Linked DNA regions of Mus musculus: region 2 is linked to region 1. The links are chromatin loops, found by intact Hi-C in ENCODE. Cell type or tissue: heart. All regions are shown on one strand.

Region 1 (5,000 bases):
TGTGTGTGTATGAGGTGTGTGTTATGTGTATGTGGTGTTAGGTGTTAGGTGTGTGTGTGTGTGTGTGTGTGTGTGTAGTGGTGTGTGATGTTTATGTTGTATGTACATGATGTGTATCTTTGTGTGTTATGCTGTGTGTGTATGTGTGTCCTGCCACTGAAATTCCTTGCCCTGGCCTCTGTCCCCTGTCCTGTCTTGTGTGTCCTTATCCTGGCCTCTGTCCCCTGTCCTGTCCTGTGTGCCCTTGCCCTGCCCTCTGTCCCCTGTCCTGTCCTGTGTGCCCTTTCCCTGACCTCTGTCCCCTAACCTCTGTCCTGTCCTGTGTGCCCTTGCCCTGGCCTCTGTCCCCTGTCCTGTCCTGTGTGCCCTTGCCCTGGCCTCTGTCCCTCCTACCATGCTCACATTCTTCTCGATACTTTTCTGCTTATTTTCTTCTCTCAAAAGTTCTGCTTCTCCTTGGTTTTTGCTTTTATTCTAATTCCATCCCTCCACCACCATCTCTTTCTGAGTACTTCTGTGGGGAGAGAGAGGTGCAGTTTACCAAGAGAGAGAGAGAAGCACAAAGTCTGGAAAGGAAAACAAGCCTTCCCTCTGCACTCCTGGAGCATGTGCATCCTCCCAACACAGGGCACATCTGCACATGCTGCTCTGATGTTTCCTGCTGGATTCTCACCTGTTTCATCTCCCAGAGCCCTCTCCTCCAAAGCTGCAGTTCACTGAAACACACTATCCTCTTACCGTGCGGAAGGACCTCCGGCATTCCCAAGCCAACGCATCCACCTGTCCAAACCACAGCTGATGCATGGGTGTTGCTCTTTACCCCAAGCTGTGTGCTTTCATAAGGAATGCATTCTGTCCTTGGCCTTGCATCTTTAGAGTCCGGGTCAGTGCCTCACACTCTGTAGGTGCTTCAAAAGAGACTACAACTCTATGCCACCATCAAGCCATCTGGGGTGTCACCCTGATTCCACAAGGTGATATTCACTCTCTAACTTCTGGTGTGTTGCTTCTCTTAAGATTCCACCCACCAGACAAGGGTGAGGACCTGAGTCTAGATCCCCAGCACCCAGGCATGGCGGTGCATATCTGTAACACAGTAACAGGAGAATCCCGGGAGCTCGAACTAGTGAGCCTTGGCTGCAGGGAGAGACCCTGTCCCAAGGCAATAAGAATAAGAGCAAGAGGAGAAGACACCTAACATCTTGCTCTGATCTCCACGTGCACACACATGGGTGTGTATGCCTGGACATTTACACACATTAACCACACACACATATACATGGACACACACACACATGAGATCACACATGAGAGAGAGAGAGAGAGTTACTTTAAATTTCCATATCCCTAAGCTTCCTGACCAAGGTTCCAGACGAGCCTGTCTGCCCATCCTCCTCCACCTGCCCTATGGTTGTCACGCCCAGCTGCAGCTTCTTTACCTCTTGTTTGTGCCTGATACTGTTTTCTGGTCTTCCTCATTCTTTGTGGGAAATCTTCTTATTTCTCAAGCTTCAGTTCAAAGAATGGTCTTTCCTTGTGGGAGTTCTTGCACAAATAAACTGAAATGCAAGCATACTGGAGGAAGGAGTTACCACAGAGCAAGAACTCCAAGTGGGTTCCCTGTGAGTATCAATTTACCGAAGCATTCAGGGAAAGGCTGTGCACGTAGTAGGTGTAAAGTAATTGGCTAAAAAGTTACCTGGTCCAAATGACCATTGAATAGATCATTCTAATCAATGAATATGGTGTGAAATTTTAATTTATCAGGATGTCCTATAAACACACAATTAAAAACGACTCCAGTTTGTTTAGGTTTCGAGAAATGATCTACAATATTTTGGGGGAAATAACCAGTATACTAATGGTTATGTACATACATAGATACTATAAGATCACAAATAATATATAGATTTTTTTCCCTTTGGGTTAGCTAAAGGTCCCATTTGAGTGTGGAAAATGTTAGTATAACAACAAACAAAGGAATTTTGTGTTTAGTTTGTTCTGATTTACTATAAACGTATTCACCTTAATAGTAACCACAATTACCTATTTCTCTAGAGGTGCTGGGATTTCAGGCTCATGTGGCACTGGGAATTGAGTCCAGGTTCTCTAGTATGCTGGGTTGACACTCTACCCACCATGCTACAGCCCAGCCCAGCGTCAACTAACCCTTTCTCTTGGGAGAATGAATAATCTGAAATACATGGGCTTCATAAATAGAAGCATGGAACATTACATTTAGAGTAGCCAGGCACCTCTGAATAGTAGCTTTCATTTTAAAGCACAAACAGGATTTTGAACTTGGCTGCTTATCACAATGGTACACCAAAGCCGTGGCCTGATTGAGCTCTAAGATGAATGTGTTGCAAACTTGATCTTCATTGAAACTGTGCTGGTAAGTCGGGCCTTGTGGGAGGCATTTAGGTCGTAAACGTTGTACCCTTTATGGGTACACTTACAATCCATTTACAAATGGATTGTTGGGACTACAAACAGGCCTGGCAGTGGTTCTCTCTCTCTACCCCCTCCCCGTCCCTCTCCCCTCAGTTCTGCAAGGATACCAGCTGCTGGTACCTTGATCTTGGATACCCTAACATCCAACACGGTGAGGAACTAAATTGCTGTTTACAGACTCTGGTGTTCTGAAATAGCAGCAGAAAACGGACCAAGACAACCAGACACAAACAGCTAAGAATCAACTCATAGTCCTTTAAGAGCAAATTGTAGAAGCAGTGCATCAGCAAGTGGGAGTCCTCACAACATCCCCAGATGTTTAGTCCTCGTGGGTTGAGGGTATGGCCTATCATGGCGGAGAAGGCATGGCATTGGGAGCTCCTCACAGCTATGACAACAGGACATGAGGCTGCTTGCTCACTTCCCCGTGGACCAGGAAGCTAAGAATGAGGAATACTGGTGCTCAGCTTTCTACCTCACTCCTCCTGTTCAGCCACAGATTCAATGCCACGGGATGCTGCTTTTCCCTTCTCAGTGAAGCCCTGGCATCACCCTCATAGACTCACCTGAGATGTGCCTTAGTCAAGCTGATGATGAAAATGAATCATCACTCTCTGACATGCTAGGAGCAGCAGCAGCAGCAGCAGCAGCAGCAGCAGCAGCACCACCACCACCACCACCACCACCACCACCACCACCATCACCACCACCAGCAGCAGCAGCAGCAAGCCCTCTGGTCCTCTGTGTGGGGCTCATTCCTGACAGTATTCTGGGAATAGCTCTGGCAGTCTCACACAAATCTTGCTTGGTAGATTGTCAAGAATGTTAGAACACTTTGTGTGAAGAGGCTACCTTCTTCTCAAGTTGTCATTGTCACTGGGTTACCAAAATGGTATGATCTATGTGTGACTGTTCACAAAATATTATGGCTGCCATTTTATGCTTGGAGGGCCAAGGACTTGTTCTTCATCTTTTCATATTTTTCTGTAGGTGTCTCTACCAAAATTCTTCCTTGCAGACTTAGGCTAAGGGTTGGTGACAGTACTCTGGGCCATTTCTTCTCCTTATGAGGAACTATCATAATTTTTCAGAACACTTTTCTCTTTCTTCGCAATAACCAGAATTTGGCCTGTTGTTATATCTAGCTGCAAGAGAGGCTGAGAAAATACGTTCTTTAATTCCTCGTGTTATTTTTCTATTAAAAATGCTATATTCTCTTCAATAGAGAGGAAAATGATACATTTTGGGTCAGATGATGCACAGTTTCTGGTAGGGGCTTCATTCAACTCTGTTTTTTAACCATCTCTTGTTTTTATGCACCTTGGATGGAAGAGATACCCTCTGTTCACTGATCTGAGTTTGGGACAATATTTCTTACTTCTGTGTCTTCCCTCATTATTTTTTCTTCATTGAAATACCTCTGGGCTCCTCTTCTATAATCTCCATCTTTTGGGACTTGGTTTGGCTTCAACATTAAGTATAGTGAGTACACTCTCTTCTAGACTCTAGTCTTCTCATCCATGCCACTTACCTTTTAATACACACAGTGCCTCCCTCGTCATCCTGGCACTACAAAGGCATTAGGTTTCTGAAGCAGAGAAGCCAGGTTGCTGTATTTGGAGGCAGTGTTTATGCCTTATGTATTTTTGCCATTGCCTATGGCTTAGGCTAAAGCAGAACAGGAATTAGGAAAGTTCAGAGCATCCTGAGAAATGTGCAAGTCCTGTAACTGTGCTGTTTCTGCATTGGACTTTAGCTGAGAAAAAACATTGCTGAGGACATTAGTTAATTACAGGGGATGAAGAATGGGACCAAGATTTTCAAAATCATTTCCCATCAATTAAGATATCAAGTCCTCCTTTGGATGCCGTCATTATGAGGATGGTCATGGTACACTATTTTCAGTTTTTTGTTTTTTATTCTGCTTCAGACTGGTAATGCGTTCCCATGCTTCCCATGTAAAGCATACAGAGGCAATTCTCCAAAGACCCCTAAACAGTCAACTCTGGCACCAAGTCATTTTTACCTTCTTGATGAACGTCGGTTGGTTTTTAAAATTTTCATTCCACGACTGTTTGAAATGCCTTTAGAAATCCATACAGATTTATTCTCCATCTTCTTTCCGAAAAACAAAATGTTACATTTAACTTATTTTAATTAGTTAATTTCTAGATCCTTATCTCTCAATAAATCAATAACTTATTCTCTTCTTCCTCCTCCTTTTCTGCTTCTTTTTTCTTGTGTTGCTTTGGTGTGTGTGTGTGTGTGTGTGTGTGTGTGTGTGTGTGTGTGTATTGATGTTAGTATTGGTTCTAATGCTTGGTCTTAATTTGCTGTCCCCACCCCCAAACAGGAATCTGCATGTCCAAACACTGAAGGTCCCTGTCCCTAGTTGGTTTTGATTGATCAATAAAGAGCCAACAACCAATGGCTGAACAGGATAAAAAAAAGGCAAGACTTCTTGGTTAGGGGCAGGGTAGAGCGCAGGGAGGAAGAAGAAAGGGCCACCAAGAGAAGGGGTAGAACGGACCACACAGGGATGGAAC
Region 2 (5,000 bases), 1.5 Mb after region 1:
GTTACACGACAAGTTTGAAGCCAGTCTAGGCTCCATCAAACTCTGTCTCTGAACAAAGAGAGAAGCAAAAAGAGTGGTCACAGGGGAGAGAGGCATATTTTAACTCATACAATAAAATTCCAGCCACTGAACTATATAAAACAGACCAGCAAAAGCTATACGTGGAGTCGGTTAGCATAGATAGTATATTCAACAACTGAAAATGTGCTGTAGTGACTTCTACAGGGTGAGTGTGTAACTCAGTGGTAGAACACTCAACTAGTCTTGGTTTCATCCCTGCACCAAGGGGCGTGGGAGCTTGGACCCAAATGTTAACTGTGGTCTATAGAGCAGTGCCATTATAATTAGTTTTTCTTTGTGCTTTCTTATGTACTCCAAGTTTTCTACACTAAAGAATAGCACTAAATAAATAAATAAATAAATAAATATCAGCCCCATTAATTTTTAATTGCATATTAAACTGAACTCACAGTGGAATTTTAGTTAAGTAAAAATTGTAGGTGGCACCACGGCTTTGCCCTGTACTGGACCACACAGACAAGCTGACAATCAAATTGGAATCACCCACACTGAAGTTCCATGTCCTCAAACCAAAGCTAAGTTGTTGACTGACTCATCCAGAAGCCAAGCGGCCACCCTCTACAGTACTCCAGAGCCTGGAAGGGGGATGTCTCTTTCAGTTGTGACCTTTCATCTTCATGAAAGGAAGCCTGGAATAATCTGATGCCCGTTTGTCATTTGTTTGTTCATTTGGCTGATTTTGTTTTCATCCTCTGTCCCCATCATGGGAGGGAAATGACAGAAATGACAGATCTTCTATTTGTGCTTTGTTTCTGCTCTCTCCACACCTTCTCTGTCTATAAGACAGAGAAGACAGCTCGTTTGCTCAGCTCATCAAACAGCATTTAATGTAATTTACAGAACGAAGTAATGGCTCCCAATCCTAAAATCAATAAAGGGGAACTGAAGACTACATTCCATTGGTAAAGTGCTTGCCATGCAATCAGGAGGACATGAGTTCAGATCCTGGCACTGGTATAAAAGCTGAGCATGGCCCTCAATACCTGTAGTTCCAGCACTGGGAATCAGACACAAAAAGGATGCCTTGGGCTTGCTGCTCAGTCAGCAAAGACCAACCAGGAACCTGCAGGTTCAGTGTGAGTCTCAAAAACTAAAGTGGGGCAGGCAGCAAGATGGCTCAGTGAAAGCACTTGCTGCCAAAGCCTGAAGACTGGAGTTTGATCCCTTGAAAACTCAGGGGAAGGACTGGCCCCTGAAATCTGTCCTGTGTCCTTTCCATGTGTGCTGTGGCACTTGTGAGCCTCCACCATATATCATACACACACAGTAATAAGAAAATAAGTGGGGGATATTTGAAGAAGAAACCAGATGTCGACTCAAAGATGTCTGTCATTCACAAAGATGGTGGTGGTGGTGGTGGTGGGTGATTGATGATTATATGATGATGACAATGGTAATGATGACGATGATGATGATGATAATGGTGGTGGTGATGGTGGTGGTGGTGACGATACAACCCAACTTTAAACTATCTGTGGTCATTTTTCTCTGTTTGTGTGTGAACCTAGGGTTACAATAAACAGGTACTTTTTTTCTTTCTTTCCTTTCTTAGGGTAGAGACACAATGGAGTCCTCAACTCCGCACAAAACCTCCCTTTTAGAGACTGGGTTTCTTTTACTGCATAGCCCAGACTGGCTTCCAACTTGTGATGCTCCTGCCCTAGCACCAAGTGCAATCTACTACCATGCCCAGGTCATTTTCCTTTGCTGCCTATGCACACAGCTCAATAAACACAATGCTAGGTTTTGACCAGCTTTGTGACAGAATTTTTACTTTAGGTTGTCTTAATGAAAAGGTATTTTGAAATGTTACAGAAGATGGGGGAAATTGCATTCCTCACTTCCGCAAACATAAAAAGGATATACTACCCACCACCTTGATTTTAAATCTTCCCAAAGTGGTACACTTGAAAATAAATTAAACTTGTCTAATTGAGACTACACTGTTTTTTCCTCAAGAAATCAAAATTTGAGATGTCTAAAATAACTCTTGAGTTTTCAAAAAAAAATCTCCTGGAACAAGTTGTGCCAAATCTTGCAAAAAGCTACTCAGTGGCTGGAGAAGCATAATTTAAAACAGGCACTTCAACCAGACCAACCCCCTGACCTTCAGAATGGAGGGAAAGGGCCCTAGAGACTAATTGCGTAAACACTGTCCACCCTGTGATTTGGTGAGCTTCTGGGTTGGTGACCAGTGAGTGCTGAGTGTCAGGAGCATGCCGTGCCCACTTACCAGGCCACCTGTCCTTTTTCTCATTTGGACTACGTGTGACTATTATTAGCATCAGTCCTCAAAGGCCTGATTATTTAACACCGAAGCCGAAATTGGCTTGACAAATGCACAAACTTCCTTTACCGTTTCCATCAAAATCTATTCCAAAATCAGGCTTGACTTGTTCACAGTTTTAATCTCACAGAGGCAGAGTAATCTCTGAGTTTGTGACTAGCCTAGTCTATACAGCAAGTTCCAGGCCAGACAGGGCTACATAGGGAGACCCTGTCTCAAATTTTAAAATAATATAATATAGCTGTCCAGGGGCCATGAACAAACTGAGTTTACCTGAAAGGGGGACTGGAAATGAAAAAGAGAAGGGGGGTGTGTGTGGGAGTGGGGGAGTGCAGTGTGGTGGGGGTTTTAAGAGAAGAATGAAGTTGAGACAAGGCTCCAAGTTTAAAATTCAGCACTGCGTTTATAAAGGGCAAGCCCACAGACCCCACCCTTTGGTTTCAGCTGGATTGTTTTGCAAAGCAAGGTCAGTGGGCAGTCTATTCTTTTAAGTTCCCGTAGGAACTTGCACGTGCAAGTAAGGCAGGTGACTCTACCAAGGTTGATAATATCCTTTGTGGCAAGCGCTCACTGTCTGTTTAGCCTGTTCAAGGCTGGGAAGGCCATAAAATAAAATAAAATATTTTCTAGCAAGGACAAAGAAGATAATCATGAATACTGAGCAAGGAGACACAGGCCTATAGTACCCCTGAGGGAGACACAGGCCTATAGTACCCCTGAGGGAGACACAGGCCTATAGTACCCCTGAGGGCTGGGTCCAGTGTACTCAAGAACACCCAAATCTGCAGGTATCCCAGTACCTCACAAAAAAGAAGGGGGTATTTACATGTAATCCATATACACTATCCTTTATATAATTTTTATTACGTTTATTTTTGTTGGGGGGGGGGCAGGTGCAGCATATAGGACTTTTGTAGGGGTCAATTCTCTTCATCTACCATGTGAGGGGATCAGACTCAGGCGGTCAGTCTTGGCGACTGTTGTCAGGGATCCACCAGAGAAAACTACTCAGATGCAGGTTTGAGCCAATAAAAAAAAAAAAAAAATCTTTATTAGCCAGTTGGTGACTAGCCTGGGAACTATGGAAGCCAAAAGGCAAGGTTAGCACATTTAGAGACCATCTCAGAACTATGGACTTTGTTTTCGTTTCAGCAGGTGGGGTAGTCTACTACATGCTGAGTTTTATGGCCTGAATGGTATTTCCATCATGGAGTAAGTCAGTTGTTCTAAGGTCTTGGGGCCTCCTCAGGTCTGGGGAGCTGTTACAGGGACAAGCAGCAGTAGCTGCTGAGCCATCAAAAGCCCTGTGTTACGGGCAGCCAATCATCTCTGAGGAGTGTGAAGTAACCAATGCCATAGAAATGCTATGCAAATAAGGAGTTGTTCCAATATCTTGCTTAGCGAATATTGACAAGAAAGTTTCTGCAGATCCCAGTTCTGACAGTTATTTTTGAACTGAGTTTGATTGAAACCACATGGAATCCATAGATACAGAGTGCCAGGTATATGTGTAATCATTTTTTATAATAATTCTTGGGATTAAGTTCAGAATCTTGCACATGTTAACACACAATCTTACTGAAGTAGAAAAAGGTACAAAAGGCCAACTATTGGATGTTGATTTATTAATCTCTTTAGTTACTTAAAATACTGTTTCTACTGCCTATTCGTCAAGCCTGACTTCACCTGCTACCTGGAACAGAATGACCTGAAGAAATAGCTGAGACAATGGGCTGTTGCCCTTAGCAACCTGCTGGCTGCCCTGTGAGCTTTTGTAAATTCTTGCTTGCTTGCCCTCCCCACCTTGTGGTTTTAGAGTACTGAATGGGAATATAAACTAGCCTGGGGAGGAAGCCTTTCAGGAGCTGTCCTGGCTTCCACCCACCCGATGACATCTCCTCACTTCCACTCTCATTGGTGTCACAGTGCTTATTCCAGAAAGAGTCCTGCAACATCACTACTGTCTGGGGGAGATTTTACCCTTTCAAATCATGTCTGCCACTGAAAGTCCCACCTCGTGCCTTGGTTTTACACCACAGCTTAGCACCCAGAAGCCACTGCTCAAGACTGGGTACCTAACTAAATATTTTAAACTTCTCACTAGGAGAAAACTTTCCATGCGCATAATCAAAAGATGGTATGGCAATAAAAATAAACCATATGAAAGAAAAATGGCTGGTACTTTAATAAAATGTACTATTATTGCTGGGTACCTATACATGATGTTTGGTGAGTGTGCACAACAGAAGGCAACTTTGTGAAGTTTGTTCCTCTCTTGTACCTTTATGTAGGTCCCAGGAGCAAGCTCAGCTCAACAGCCATCATTGAGTCATCTTGTTGGCCCAAATGGCTATTTCTTTAATACTTGCTTTTATTATATAATTTTTTGTATGTGGGTATTTTGCCTGAATGTATGCTTGTGCACCACATGCATGCTTGGTATCCACAGAGGCTGAAAGACAGTGTGGGGTCTCCTGAGACTGGAATTACAGATGGTTGTGAGCCAACACGTACATGCTGGGAATTGAACCCACGCCCAACGGAAGAGCAATCAGTGCTCTTAATGGCTGAGAAAAACAATGACATTGTACAAATGGCCATCTCCAAGTAGCTCACACTTCTGATAGACCAA

Evidence for each region. Peaks named below come from ENCODE experiments on the same cell type or tissue, not always from the same donor. Only the 100,000 strongest peaks of a DNase experiment are listed, where the experiment ranks them.
Region 2: a loop joins it to region 1, with 7 times the contacts of the local background. A loop is called at or near these places in 1 of 42 quality-filtered maps.

Annotation. Positions count from the first base shown.
Region 1 is chr3:35,489,606-35,494,605 of GRCm38, reverse strand. No RefSeq gene overlaps it. Among named protein-coding and RNA genes, the nearest start is that of Gm38512, 86 kb to the right of the region's middle. In heart, no CTCF peak of the experiment used is centred here; no DNase peak of the experiment used is centred here.
Region 2 is chr3:34,005,635-34,010,634 of GRCm38, reverse strand. It overlaps Gm46798 (a long non-coding RNA gene), which reads left to right. Exons shown (of 2, transcript XR_001783802.1): 2 at 1,634-1,831. Among named protein-coding and RNA genes, the nearest start is that of Gm46798, 3.7 kb to the left of the region's middle. In heart, no CTCF peak of the experiment used is centred here; a DNase peak (open chromatin) is centred at 2,264; H3K27ac peaks cover 714 bases.